Linked DNA regions of Mus musculus: region 2 is linked to region 1. A link is a loop called in an ENCODE intact Hi-C map of the cell type or tissue named here. Cell type or tissue: heart. All regions are shown on one strand.

The links. A loop is a pair of places that touch in the nucleus more often than their neighbours do. Peaks named below come from ENCODE experiments on the same cell type or tissue, not always from the same donor. Only the 100,000 strongest peaks of a DNase experiment are listed, where the experiment ranks them.
Region 2: it touches region 1 in a loop (3-fold over the local background); 2 of 42 quality-filtered maps call a loop at or near these places.

The regions. Positions count from the first base shown.
Region 1 is chr3:109,524,052-109,529,051 of GRCm38, forward strand. It overlaps Vav3 (vav 3 oncogene), which reads left to right. Exons shown (of 27, transcript NM_020505.2): 13 at 1,818-1,903; 14 at 3,363-3,495; 15 at 4,224-4,333. Among named protein-coding and RNA genes, the nearest start is that of Vav3, 190 kb to the left of the region's middle. In heart, a CTCF peak has its summit at 2,384 (motif pointing right); no DNase peak of the experiment used is centred here.
Region 2 is chr3:109,930,434-109,935,433 of GRCm38, forward strand. It overlaps Ntng1 (netrin G1), which reads right to left. Exons shown (of 8, transcript NM_030699.2): 3 at 4,136-4,776. Among named protein-coding and RNA genes, the nearest start is that of Gm25681, 69 kb to the left of the region's middle. In heart, no CTCF peak of the experiment used is centred here; a DNase peak (open chromatin) is centred at 1,998.

The DNA of each region.
Region 1 (5,000 bases):
ATTAGAATGAAATCCATAGGTATCATTGATAATCTTCCGTCAATTCTCTTTTCCTTAAAAAAATACTGTAAGTGTTCATTAATAGTTTAAACTATTTTGTGTTCCTGCCTTTGTGGAAATGTATCATTGAATTGTTACATCATAAAATTCCATCCTGGAACTCTTGGCTCAAGGAGGGAGCTTCAGGATCCCCTCTTCCTAGATTCTGCTTTTGGGACAATTATGTGTCTGCAGTTCCATGCTGCTGTGAACATTTGTGTCCTGTGTATGGTATGTTCTATGAACATAGAGGCTGCCTCACTCCACCTTGCATGCGTGACAAATATCACTTACTGTAATTTTCTTGTGATTAGTATCATTTCAGTGATTAGTATCATTTTTCCCCTTTAAATAATATTTTTATTTTTTTTGAGATTAAACTGTAATTGCATACATCATTTCTCCCTTTCCTTTATCCCTGTCAAACACTTCCCAGTAACCCATCCTGTTCTCTTTCAAATTCTTGACCTCCTTTTCTTCTTTAATTATTGTATGAATATATCTTGCTCAGTCTGTATAATGTTACTCTTATGTATATATTTTTAGGGCTGACTAGTAGTGAATAACCAATTTATGTGCTTTTAACCTAAAAAGGACTATTTCTCCTGGTCTCAGCATTTCTTAGTTGCCCGTAGTTGTGTTTTGTTTATTTGTTGTTGTTGTTTAGTCTTGGGACCTTGTGAGCGCTCCCCTTTCACATCAGCAGGTCTGTTTGTCTTGTTCAGCTCATGTTTAGGAAGACATGATGCTGAAACATCTCGGGTATAGCCTCTCTGATAATTTAGGAGACACAACCTCACAGCAAACCCACCATTCTTCTGATTTTTATAATCTTTCTGTCTCTTCTGCAATGGTTCCTTAGCCCAAGGCGCAGGAGTGTGTTGTAGTCAGATGAGTTGGGACTGTGCTCCACAGTTCTATGTTTTCACTGGCCGTGCCTCTCTGCAATGTCTCTGCTGCAAAGAGAACTTTTCCGGGTGAGGGATGAGGCGTACACTGATCTGTGAGTGTAAGGACATCTACCTAGAAGGCCGTAAGGGATTAAGCTGGTTTAGTACGGTAGTAGTTGCTAGTTCTCCTTCAACATCCATGGCTTTCCTACTCCGGGTACCTGGATCGATATCATTTTTATTTATTATAACACATTTACTCTCAACTGCACAGGACTTAGATACAAGGTAAGATTTAAAAATCAACCAGCCACTACTTCTACATAGAACCTTAAAAGGGAAGTGACCAGAGCTGGATCTGACCTGAAAGCCCCGCCCTCCTGAGGAACCAGGCATGATTTTTTTCTTGTTGAGCGGGCCTTAGGTCCTTTTAGAGAGCTCTTAGTTACTGACAAGCTATGTGAGCCAGTTCTTCCTGTATTCCTATGGCTATTGTGGCATGTTGGTTATTAACGTGGTTCATAGGCATCATTGTTGGCTAGACTATTGGTTGCTGCCTTCCTTTGGAGACTTGAACGATACCCTGTGGTACACAGAAGCTAGTCCTCAGGAGGGCGGGGCTTTCAGTTCAGATCCAGGTCTGCTCACTTCCTGTTTAAGGTTCTGTGTAGAAGTAGTGACTGGTTGATTTTCAAATCTTACCTTGTATCCAAGTCTTGTGCACTTAAGAGTGAATGTGTTAAAATAAATAAAAATGATATCAATTGCAACATGATAGGGCCATTGTCCTGGAGAATGTCTTTCCCGGTGTTTACTTCTGTTTTTATGTGATTGTGAAAGGGTTAGACACACACGTAAGATTTATTTAAAGGTGTATCTATGTTTTAGAACCAGCCAGTTTTGCTCTTTGGACGACCACAGGGAGACGGTGAAATCCGAATAACCACTCTGGACAAGCATACAAAACAAGAAAGGTGAGTGGCAGGTGCACTCTCACGGTGGTAGCTGCTGTCCCAGGAATGATGGCTTCAGTCAGGTATTCTAGGACAGGTGGCGGTGTGCAGGCCAGGGGGCCAGCCAGTCACCAGTCCCTTACCTTTTCTAACATATGTCCCATGTATTACTTCTCTTTCTAGCCTGCACTCTGTTGATTTGCCTAAGGTTTTAGGTGCTAAATGAAAATGTTCGAAAATAAGACGCATTTCAATCATGAAACGCCACCAGACGATTGCCGTAAAGCCACGATTGCCTGTTTTAAAAGACTCATTTGGAAATTAACTGAAAATAATAAAAATCATCCCAGGGAGGAATGCAGAATGGGAACTGTTTAGCAGTGTATTTTTATTTAGGGAGACCTCTAGGCAGAGTCCTTGAATATCCTTAGTACTCTTGGCCTTTTATTCTCTGTCATGACAGGCGATTGTTTCCCCGGACTCTTTGTAGAAGAAAACGTCTACCAGCAGGGGGCAGCATTGACCCTTGTTTCCACCTTGATACCCGGGTTCCTCAGCTAGTTCTCAGGAGCCACACATTTGACTTTGAAGATGAGGAAAGTGTTTGAACACTGGGAATGTGTCATTGTCACAATCATTGGTTAAGAATAAGTGTGTTAATCATTGAGAGTTTTAAAAAGCACACATTTATTGCAGTTGGATAAGGTTAGAAGATTCGTTTCCTTCCCCAATTAACATTGCTTTTAATAAGGAAAAAAAAAATTAACACAGAAAGTTAACCATCACTTTCCTGGCTTGCAGTTTCTCTTACACCCAAGCTACACTTAAGGTGACCCATTAAATTGTGACACCGAACACAAGGAGTGAAGGCACAGGTTCTAAAGTTAGCTTGGGTGCGATCTTACTCTGTATGGATCATCAGTGTAACTGCTGGCAATTTGCATACAAGCCCCCGCCCCTCCAGCGTGGGTTTGCACACCCAGGATGAGAGTAATTCCGACCCGGGTGGGGACCCAGGGGATTTATTTTATGTCTTGTTTGTGGAACGAACAGTTCTCAAGGCTTTTGATTGATTGCTATTACGGTTGTAGAAGATCTACTGTCCTGATTGTGAATATTTTTCTGAGATTTTAGCATTGAAATAAAAAGAGAGCAATTATTCATGAGCAGCTTTATGGCCTATCTTAGTGAGTATTTTCAATGACTCTAAAGTGTATGGATTGCTTTTCTAATGCTCCCTCCCTTCCTTTAAGTTCAAATGAGGGGAGCTGGGGTGGAATGGCAGCATCTCTCCTTGAGCCCCATGAAGGACAGTGATGATCCTGTGAGCCTGTATTCCTTACAGTTTCTACTGTGTGGCCCTGCCTGTGGCCCTTAATGCAGAAGAACGCTTGGCTGGTGCAGTCACATCTTGCCAGGAAAAAAAAAAATGCACTTGCAAACAGTTTGCTGTCAGTCACCCACACTCTCTCTTTTACAGGCATATCTTCTTATTCGACTTGGCAGTGATTGTCTGTAAAAGGAAAGGCGATAACTACGAGATGAAGGAAATAATAGATCTCCAGCAGTACAAGATAGCCAACAACCCTACCACTGACAAAGAGAATAAAAAGGTGACTACTGGGGAGGTGGCAATGGACAGTAATTTATGCAGAGCTTTGAATATTCAAATATAATCATCCCTTGGTATCTAGACTCCTCCCTCCACTGCAGACACCTGAATCTGCAGATACTTGGGGCCCTTATATAAAATGGTTTAGTGTTCACATATAACCTGTGCATGTCTTTCTACATAATTTAAAGCGACTCTCGGCTCTTTGTAATTCCTAAGACAATACTTGGGTTGCTGTAAGCAGCTGTTATACCGTATCATTTAGCAATAGTGACAAGGAAACAAGTCTGTACATGCTTGGTACAGATGCAATTCATATTGTTTTCATCTGCAGTTGTTGAATATTTGAGTACAGAACCTGCAAAATCTGGAGCCAGATGTACATACGTCCATTAGAGTGAGATGCTGCTGTCTGAATCAGGCATTGAATTTTCAGAGATTGATTTTGGTACAGGTTCCTGTGAGCTATGATTGGGTCCTGACAGACCCAATGATTGGTTGATCTGACCATTTCCAGTTCCTCTGATCAATATGGTAATAATGATTTTCTCATCAATATGAAGTTGGTAACTGATTTTCTTCTCAGTATGAGGTTTGTTACAGTCGTCAGTGTTAATGCTGTTAGCTATAAGGTTTTGTATGCATGGCTATGCCGGTGCTCCAGTGAATCTGAAAATATGTTTTTAACAAGTGATAATCATTAACTTGAAGAATATTCATTTTTCACAGTGGTCTTATGGCTTCTACCTCATCCATACCCAAGGACAAAATGGGTTAGAATTTTATTGCAAAACAAAAGATTTAAAGAAAAAATGGCTGGAACAGTTTGAAATGGCTCTGTGAGTATTTTTACTTTTAAAATTTATTTGTGTGTGTGGTGTGTACTTGCACAAACGTGTGTGTGTTGGATGTGTACCTGTGTGTGTGTGTGTGTGTGTGTTATGTGTAGGCCAAAGGTTTTATCTCCTTTAGTGTCTGCCCTTTATATTGAGCTAGGCTCTCAATTGGATCCAGAACTCACTGATTTAGCTAGACTACCTAGATACCTTACCTGTGGGATCCTCTCTGTGGGCCTCCCAAACTCTGCGATTGAAGGCTGGCTGCCACCCCTGCTCAGCTGTTCCTTGGGTGCTGAGGGTTCACACTTGGGTGGTTGTGCTTGGCCGGCAAGTGCTCGCCCCTCCTGAGCCATCTCCCCAGCCTACATTTAAGAGTCCATTGTGTCTACTATTTAAATCACTGGTAAGTCAGAGGAGCCGCTCTCTGCTAGAGGCTGCTGGACAAAGGCTCTGTTCAGGGATGCTAGGGCTGACTGTGAGCTGGTCATCTGGTCTCTGAGAAGAGTGCTGGTGAATTTCTTCAACAAGAAGAAAGAGGGAGCTCAAATCTTCCCTTTGACTTGCTTCGCCTAGAAATACTTTCAGTCTTTACCTTTTAGTGCCTCAAGAAATTTAATTATAAGGAGAAATTTTTCCTGTAATTACTAGTTTTAATATATATCCTTAC
Region 2 (5,000 bases), 410 kb after region 1:
ATTGTGTTAGCCAGCCTGTGGAAGAAGAGTAGGCAATGCATGGCATGAGAACAGAATTCACGGCATTGGAAGGGTAGGAGTTTCTGTTATGAATGTACTTTAAAAGACAAGAAACTGAGATGCTGATCAGATTTGAATATTTCCGTCAAGTCTACCTTCCTATTTATGCTGTTAAAGGAGAAATTCTATTATCTTATGTCCAAAGCCAGTAGTTAGATACCTTGCTGATAATACATCTCAAAAACAAATGAGCTTACTACCAAATGCTCATTTATCTTTCAGATTTAAAAAAAAAACTCTATTATAATAAATCACACTACTTCCTCAATCTTACCTCAAAGAAGCAAAAGAGAACACTGCATCTGACAAGTATTCAGGTTTAATTAACTTAATTGTGGGAAGAATGCTCAGAAGGAAACATGGTATTTGAAAACCTAAACCTCCCTCTGTGTATCTCAGAAACATTTTGAACATTATATATTGAATGAATTTTGAATTTAACCCCCTGTCTGTATGGGAAAAAAATGTTCAGAACAAACATGTTCTCTTCATTTCCCCTCTCACCTCTTCTTTGGGTACGTTTTATTTATGCACTGGACGAACTCTTGGCCATTAGAACCATCTTGCTTCAGCAGTTAATTAACACAAGTACCATAATTTAATACAGTTAATGCTACTTGATGCCCTTTAATGTACCTTCCATTAGTGATATTATTGTAGTATTACCCTGTAAATTAAAATGAGATCAAGACTAAGAGAGTGGCTCTTTAATTAAGGTCCTGGCGCAGCGAACTCCTCTATTATTCACTAGAGAAAATCACCCTGATTTACTGAAGCAGGACAGCCATAAGTCAGAATTAGCCCGTGAAGATTATTAGGTTTATTGAACAGTGTAAGTACTATGGCGTGGCTGAGATTGCCAGTAGCACTGCTGCTTCTTCTTCCTCCTCCTCCTCTATTATCTTAATAAATACTCAATGAGAAGAGGCAAAGGAAAACAGAAGAAGCATGTGGCAAGAGAGAAATGCATTTTATGATAATATCTTTATTTTTGTCATCAGCTCAATAGATACTGGATCTATCACATGGTAAGAAGAGCCTAAATGACCCATTAACCTAACGTTAGTCAAAACATTGCTTTTATGTGAAGTAACACTTGTCGATAAAAAAAAAAACCTACATATGCATATGTACATTATATATTTTCAACTATTTCCATTTCATAGTTTAATATGTTAAGGTATTTATATGTTGGTTTTTTTGAGACAGGGTTTCTCTGTGTAGCCCTGGCTGTCCTGGAACTCACTCTGTAGACCAGGCTGTCCTTGAACTCAGAAATCTGCCTGCCTCTGCCTCTCAAGTTCTGAGATTAAAGGCATGTGCCACCACTGCCCGGCAAAATGTGTAGCCCAGGCTGGCCTTGAACCTCTGCCTCCAGCAAATCCTACTGGGGTGTGCCACCACAATCTGTTACCTGTTTTGCAAACATTTATATCTGATCTCCATCCAAATTCTATACAATAATTTATATAAATTCCTACATAATGCTTGGATGGTATTGGAAATGAGCAAGCAGAAAAATATCATTATTATTCATGGATACAGACATGTAAAGACATAAGATTTTGTGATTGTGTGATCATGGGCTGATGATAAAGGCAAGGTATGGGAAAAATGACCTTGCTTATACTTTGGAAAATTTAGAACTTTGTCTTAGACATCATCTACTAGCAGACACACTTTGTATAGATGACCTGTTGTTTAAGGGAGAGATAACAAAGGGCATTAATCCTGAAATTTTCAAGGGAAAATAATCATGATGCCGGGAGGTCTCAAGAGCCACCGTTGCTCAGCTATCTGTTTAGTGATTCCATCATAAGCAAATATTTCTTACATAACTTGAAAGCTGGAGACACGCCGGAGCCATCAGGCCTTGCTTCTTTAGTCCCTCCCCCAGGACTAAAAATACTCCGGCCATCTGGTGCCTAGTGCGGTACATGCCAGCATCAGTTTGCCCCGAGGAATTTGGACAGAGGGTGGAGGTGACAGAGCAGCACCGTATGGAAGAGCCTCACCTCTACTGGACCTCTCTTTTTTGCCCAGCTGCTTCTCACAGGCTCACAGCTATCTGGTGAACAGGAGTGACAGTAGAGGTGAGACTCTGGGAAGGCAGCTTGATAGAATCTGGGTCCAGCTCAACTCTCACGGCCAAAGAAAAGCAGCTGGAGGTCATTGCTAAGGAGAGGCTTAAGAGAAAGGTGAGAAGTCTAGAGGGATTCAGCGTTCTTGGCGTGCCACCTTTAGGAGATGGCCTGTCTAACTCCAATGGAGCATGCATAAAGCTGTCCTTAGCTCGAAAACGTGTTTTACACTTTCTTTCAAAAGAATCAGAGAATAGAAAAATGAATTTCTAACAGCAAAAATAAGCTCTGACACCGGTTATTTCATAACTGTAAACCTCTGAAAGGTTGCCTTTCTGACAAGGCCAAATCAAAGTTTTGGGGGTATAGTGATCTCTAGAAACTCAACTATACATGAAAGAGTCTTCAAACTGCCAGAAACTGACCTAGCTGAATTTAATATAACAGAATCACATAAATCTCAGGCTATTAATTTTGAGCTTTATTCTTTTAGTCATTTTGAGTTATTTGTCATTTGATGTTGGTGTGCTATTGTTAAAAATACTAAACATTTTCATATAGCATATACAAAAAAGAATAAATAGGATCACATTTGAAATTGATAGTCTTTGACTAAGTTGTCTCTGAACTGTGACCAGACAGAGTCAAGTCTGAGAAGACAGCAACTCATTGCCCTGTCATAATCTCCTGCTAATCCATGCATACTTCTCTTAACACTAGGGGACCCAAGCTCAGTGTGGGTATCAATATAGCAGGGCATAAATCTCTCAAAAATATTAACTTGCTTTTAAGATATTGTCATCATCCATCACTGAGACCTTGGTTAAACGTTGACAGTAGGGTCCATAGCTAAAGACTTTTCACTGGCCACGAGGAACACAGCACAAATCAGAGGAGACAGCCACAAATTCATGTTATTTTTTTTTCCACAGTTAGCATCCTGAAACCCTAGATGCCTCTCTAAGTAAGGTTTACCATTGCTTCTTTTTTTCTCATTCTGACACTCAACAGCAACAAATGCCTAGTCATTAGCCTGTGGCAGGCAGACAACTCTCTGAAGGGCCAGAGTCTCAGCACCTCTAGTTGCTGAGGACTAGATAGACCTAAGAGAATCTGAAGGCCAGCCAACTGCATGAAGCCTGATTAAGTGGGTTCATTCCATTGTTTGTTCAGATCTATATGCCAGGTATACCATTTACACACTTACCCTCGTCTATCTTCACAGTTTAGAAATGGTTACTTCTTTGCTTATATTTCTTTATTTCCTACCCAGCATGCTTCCATTCCCATCATGCCTTGCTGAATGAAAAATCTCAATGTTGGTAGTGTTTGTTCTCATTATTGGAGTTTTTCATTCAAACAGCTTCAAATTCTTTGTAACTTAATTACAGTGATATATATATATATATTTCTAAAACCAGGTATTCCTGATTATAACCACTGATGTTACAACACTCGACCATCTGTATTTGACCTATTAAGAGTCCCAAATCCCTATTTTTTATGTAAAATATTGATTAATACAATAGAGTCCAAAACCTTTAAAAAGGAAATGTTACCAGTCTTAAAGAAATGGATTTACTTCTCAGATGGCTTTTGAGTCTAACACTGCAGGGTGGATTCTTGGTTGCAATGGGAAATGCAAGATATAACCTTGTTTCTCTTAATCTTCTAAACAGAGCAACCAGCGTCACTCACTATGTTGAGGAATTTAGCATCACCTCGCCTAGGGAGTTGTTGCTTCCAGTAAGATACTTATGTTTTCTTTTGTTTAAAAGCTAGAGACTGCCTAAAGAGTAGCAGCTAATGTGGGTTTACAAATCATTGTTGAGCCAAAGGGTCTCAAAATGCCTTGAGAATATACTTGCATAGTGGTGCTCCTCAGAAATCAGGAAATAAAAATGGACCTAAGTCACTTTATAATTGTGGGCATAATTTTTGGACATGGTCTCCCCCGTCCCCCACCAATTCAAGATGGGCATGTGTTCTCTTACCTTCCTCGCACCTTTATGTCTGAGATCGCATAAAAGTAACGTGCCAAATGTAGTTCATCTACAAATATTTCCCCAACGGCGGGTCTCAACAGCCTGATCCTCAGGTCTGTGACAGTGAAGAAATCTCTGAGTTTCTTGGTTGTATCCAGCTGTCCATAGAGGGAAGCCATATTTCGTAGCCGAGGTCCAGCGAAAAACGCAAACCTGTCTTTGATCTCGAAGTGGATTATTTTGCTATTCGTGGAGTACCCAGTGGAGTACTCTTCCGTGCAAATGATTTCCAAGACCGTGTGCTGAGATAAATCCTTCACGGATTTCGGGTCCATGTGGAATGCATGGAGGCAGTCTGTGGCATAATACTGATAGGGCTGCCATGTTCGTCCGTAGTCGAGAGATTTCTCTAGGATCATTTGGTCTGGACGCCCCGATTCAAAGGTAATAACTATGTTGTCTGTGAGTTCAATGGTTTTGCTCCAAGACAGAGTGATGTTAACCTGGAGAGGTTTGGGGTACTCCTTCCAAGTAGCAGACTGCCAAAATGTGGAGGGATGTCTTCCTTCAAAATCAAACATCAGCTCAGGAGGGTGTGCCAGTTCAGGGGTACTCGCATCACACTCATTATTGCACATGTAAGGGTTGCCCTATGGAAGACAAAGAAAGGAGGGTGCGTTAAATACTGGCTGAACAGGCTTTTCTTACTGCTCATAGCTAGCAAGCTAGGACAGAAAACAACAATAACAAAATCACTAAACATTTCACTTTCCCCAACTGGATTCTCCTGTACAACAGCCTTTTAAAAAGTACTTCAGAACGTTAGAGTGATGACTTAGCAGTTAAGGACACTGCCTTGCTTTTTCAAAAGACC